2 separate regions of the Homo sapiens genome follow, and region 2 is linked to region 1. Evidence: read pairs that join two places in POLR2A ChIA-PET (ENCODE). Cell type or tissue: K562. All regions are shown on one strand.

Region 1 (2,500 bases):
AGGACTTGAGGCAGGAGAATGGCGTGAACCCGGGAGGTGGAACTTGCAGTGAGCCGAGATCGCATCACTGCACTCCAGCCTGGGCGACAGAGCAGGACTCTGTCTCAAAAAAAAAAAAAAAAAAAAAAAAAAAGTTAAATATTGTATTGGAAGGGCTTGAGCAAATGCCTTTCTACTGAAATAAACCTCAAGTTACAATGCCCTAACAGACCAGCTTACAGGCAGTCAAAACTAAAACAGTCGGATGTGTGGCACTGAGCTGGTTTTGCGTAGCCTGGCTTTGAATTAGGTCTGCATAATCGTGGTCAAAGAAGTTGAAATCTTAACATTGGGCCTTGTGGGGTGGGAAGGCAATCTGAGAGGAAGAAAGCTGGAAAGCTGTTGTGCTCCCTGAGTGGGCCTTGCTGCTGCTACAGGGGTAGTATGGGGTGAGCTTCCTCATACCTGCGGCAGAGACTCCAGTGACAAGAGACAGCAGTAACTTCAGCAAGACAGTGCTAGTAAGATTATGCCTGGCGCTGAAATGCAGACTGCGGCAGATGCATTTTGATGTTTTTCTGACACACAGAATTTCCAATAGTGCATCACTACCCGCAGCAGGTTTAGAGAGAAAGGTGATAGTGCCCCATTCCTCCCCACCATCCCTGCTTTTATAATGGTGATGGGGAAGAGTTATTCCAGAACTGGACTGAAAGTTGCACTGCCTGGGGGGAGGAGCATTGGGGACAGTATTCCCTGGAGGGCATGTTGCAAGTAAGATACTGTTCGTATGGGTGCTTAGAGAGGACATTATTCCTTCAGGTGGACCCTCCTAGAACGTAAGATGGAGGTCTGTGCTTGTCATTTTGCTTTGTTGGTTTTTCTTGCTTATGCTTTGTTCTAGGAGAAAGAAACTGCAAAAACAAGCAGAAAAGGTTTTCAGTATTTGTCACAACTTGATATTTATATGTTTTTCTTTCTAGTAGCAAGTTAAAATTAACTATGATTCAAATGAACAACAAAGGATAGGGGGAAAACTGGAGCTGATCCAGTAAGGACCTCTGAATGAATACAGACTACAAGAAGTCTGATTGGGAAAGTGAAGGCTTTTGTAATATTACTCTCATTTTTACTCCATATACACACTTCTGTTACACACACACACACACTCTCTCTGTCTGTCTTTCTCTCTTACATTTTCCTACTCCTTCTTGTTTGTAAATATTTCCACCCACATACCCAACTTTGAAGTCCAGGCTGAATGAAATAGGGTATCTAAACCCAGTTCTCTTACCTTTACTCTTTAAGATAGTAAAGTTAGGCTATCATGCTTAGTAGCAGAGGGCCTCTGTAGTGTTAAGAGATGTCAGGAAACGCAGCCTTACAGATGGTTGTCTTGATACTGAGTTACCCGTCCAAGCCCTCAAGGAATCGAGTCATAGATCTAAGTACTGAAACACTGCTTCCAGCCTTTTCACTTCACAGGAGATAAAGTTAGGAATGGCCGTTATTACCAGCTTTGTCGTAGAAATCCTCTATTTGGAGACTACTTGGTTGTTAATATTCTGTCTTGTAACAATAGATATGTGTTTGTTAATTTAGACCAATAACATTACATTACAGACTTTAACCTTGTAACCATTTAATGAAGTTTAAAAAACCTTGCTGAAATACACCTCAGTAACATTAGTACAGTGCTGAGTTGCATGATTAAAATTAATTGGCAGTAAATAAAATGGAATTGATAGTAAATAAAATGAAAATTTACTTCCTCGGTTGCACCAAGCACATGTCAGTGAGCGTAGTAGCCACATAGGCTACTGGCTGTCATTTTGAACAGCACAGATTATATAGAGTATTTCCATTATCAGAGGAAGTTCTACTGGACATGTTAGGATTGCGCCCTTCATTTCTTCCCAAGTAAGAATTTATAATTTTTGCTTTGCGTTACTTACAAGAAAGATAATACTTGGAAGTATAAGTAATATTTGTTTGCAGTTTGTATTTTGTCTTTCATTGAAACAATTAAAAACACCTGAAGAATTGGCTTCAAAAACAGTTCAAAAATACTACAAAAGAGAAAATAGAAATTTAGAAGTATAGAACATGGTTGCTTCTTTTATCTGAATAAAACAGCAATGGGCAAGGTGCCGTGGCACATGCTGTAGTCTCAGCTCCTTGGGCGTCTGAGGCAGGAGGATTTCTTGAGCCCAGGAGTCAAGGCTGTAGTGCGCCATGATCACATCTGTGAATAGCCACTGCTCTCCTGGGCAACATAGTAAGACCCAGTCTCTAAAAAACAAACAAAAATTTATTAAAACAATCACAAATTATAGAAGAACAAAAGGTTATATGACTTTTATGTGTATATACATATGTATTTATGTATTAACATGTATGTTGCATGGATGTTGGAACCAGAATTGAGAAATATCAAAACACTCTAATCTAATAGCAACAGCAGTAAATACTAATTTGTGTACTTTTTCTTATGAAAACTTTCATTCATACAGAAAAAGAG
Region 2 (2,500 bases), 85 kb before region 1:
GCTGGCTTCTGACCCCACAGGCATGCTATCTCCTACATGGTTTTGTTATAAGCTCCTTTTCAGCATTTTGTTGTCAGAGTGTTTGCAAATGAAGAATAAAAGGACTTTACAGCTGAGGGTAGTTCCCTGACTACCATACTGTCACCCTGGCCACAAGAAGTCTAATGACAGCTTTGAGCTACAGGCATGCAAGCTCAGAACTTAAAATTCTTTTATTTTATCAGCTCTCTTTAGGGAAAGAAATCCTTCTAATCTCCTATAAAGAATTCTCAGTGGACATCAGCTGGAAAAACTGGCAAATGCTACTTTTATGGCTTCGATTTCTCTTGTTTCTCCAAATGTCTCTATTGCATGGGCTTTTGCATAAAACAATGTTTGGCAGGACCAGAGGTTTTCAGCAGTATCAATTGCACTAGGCTATAGTGGGTCTTCATCACCGTGAAACTGGGGCATTTACAGCCCAGCAACACTAAGTCTTGTTTAATGCAGCTCAGAATTCTCAGAGAGGCTGGAAAGTCACACAGGTGTCAGTCATTCATAGTGGCTTCATGGTACCTCGTATATCATTTAGTGTCCAGCCAAGATACTGAAGCCACACCAGCTATTTTAACAGAGACCTTTTAGCATAAAGACCCGTTAACTAGAAATTGAGGAACTGAAAAGGCAAAAAGGGAACACTAAGATATCACAGAGGTAGCAGGAAGCAGCTGCCTCCCCTACGACTAGAGGTAGAGATTATTAAAGCTTAGAAGCTTGAAGAAGAGGCCCCACAGTGCTGGGATGCAGACTTCTGAGGAGGGACACCAGCTGGCTGGTGCAGGCATCTCTCACAGGGTGAGATGAAGCTGGTTCTGAGTGCTGGAAAAGCTGCAAACTAGGTCCGGCTGTTACTACTGCAATGAACTGCTGCTGTCTGCATGAAGAGATGAGGCTGGAGTGACACTGCAGGAACAGGAAGCAAACTGGAAGGAAACAGGAAGGAGCCAGGTCCCCCTTTCCACCTCCAAAGCACAACTTCCCTCTAGCACCGCCTATTGGCAGAGTTGATCAGAGAAGCCACTGGAAAGGTAAAGTGTGGTTTGCAGAGTCCCAGCCCCAGCAACACAAAACCACACAGAAGTGGGTTTGAAGTTGACAGACAATCGCCTAATAACTGGCATCTTTAGCAAGATTTTAAAAATAAATTTGACACCAAAAACAAAAAAAAAATTATAGCAGTAAAAGACACTCATGTGGGAAAATGTTTTGAATTTAACCACTTGCTTTTTATATTAAGCCATTGCTTTGGTATTGGGAGAAGGAAAAGTGTTACATTATTATTGGAAACCCTGAATTCAAGTAATGCAAATCTGTCTTCGAGTTCATTTAACAAAGTGACATTTAAATTACTAAGAAGAATGGAATAAACTCTATGTTATTTGCACTCTCCCAATACACTGGGATGAAATTGTCCTGGGATCAGCAACTGATTAAGCTGATTATATACTTCATACATGGAGGATGTGGTTTTCAACCGGCCACAATCAAAATACAATTTACTTCTGTTAGTATAATAATGTAGATGCTATAAAAGGCATCTCTCGGTAAGTGTTTTTCATGTACATTTCTGCTACTATTAGCAGGGTATTTTCACAGCCTCGCTCTATCTTCTCCTTCCTTTTAACTCCAAACTCTAACCGTAGAATTTTTCAGACTTCTCAGAATAGATACAGCAAGGGAACCCTGACACATGGTGAGGAGGAAGGGGGCCACACTGGGGGCTGCTGGGAAAATAGGCATACATATGCTGGCATGGAAAATGGCACTCAAAGATGGGTGGCTCATGAAAAGGTGTAAGGCAAAAGGTAAGCCAGGCTAACAGAGCAGTTGGAAGCAGTGCCAATAGAAAGGGATCTACCAACAAAATAAAAGGCATTGTCTGTGTGCACCTGTTCTGAAAAGAAATAATCATGAGGGCAATGGTTCCCATGAACAATGGCTTATCCAAAAGGAAGGAGCTTATTTCCTTACTCACTATTTGGATGACCAGACTGATGCCTGGTGTCTCTCCTCTAATTAGCATGCTAGCAATGAATGTACTGCATACCTCCTCAGCCAAATTCTGTAGAGGAGATGCTGCAGGAACTTATGAAGTTCCTGACTCACTTCTATTCTGACTCACTTCTAGTTGGTCATGCCTAAACATATGTGTAGCCCTAAGCCTTCTCTCCATTTCTACAGCAACACCTCCATCCATGCTGTCATGATTCTTGCCTGGACTTCTGCAGTCATCCTTCACCTGGTTGTATTAGTTAGGGTCTTCCAGAGAAACAGAATCAATAGAAGATGTATATATGTCTCTCGCTATATCCATCTGTCTATCTATCTATCTATATGTCTCTCTCTTTGTGTGTGTGCATGTGTGTGTATGTATATATATATATATATATATGGAGAGAGAGAGAGAGGAGATGTTTATCTATTTCTACATATATAGAGAGACATAGAGGATTATATATAT

The links. Peaks named below come from ENCODE experiments on the same cell type or tissue, not always from the same donor. Only the 100,000 strongest peaks of a DNase experiment are listed, where the experiment ranks them.
Region 2: POLR2A ChIA-PET joins it to region 1 with 5 read pairs; 1 of 35 experiments calls an interaction of 5 or more read pairs at or near these places.

The regions. Positions count from the first base shown.
Region 1 is chr2:105,061,004-105,063,503 of GRCh38, forward strand. All of the region lies in intron 2 of MRPS9 (mitochondrial ribosomal protein S9), which reads left to right. Among named protein-coding and RNA genes, the nearest start is that of MRPS9-AS2, 24 kb to the left of the region's middle. In K562, no CTCF peak of the experiment used is centred here; a DNase peak (open chromatin) is centred at 1,378.
Region 2 is chr2:104,976,013-104,978,512 of GRCh38, forward strand. All of the region lies in intron 1 of MRPS9-AS2 (MRPS9 antisense RNA 2), which reads right to left. Among named protein-coding and RNA genes, the nearest start is that of MRPS9, 61 kb to the right of the region's middle. RefSeq lists an enhancer at 859-1,153. In K562, a CTCF peak has its summit at 1,026; a DNase peak (open chromatin) is centred at 989.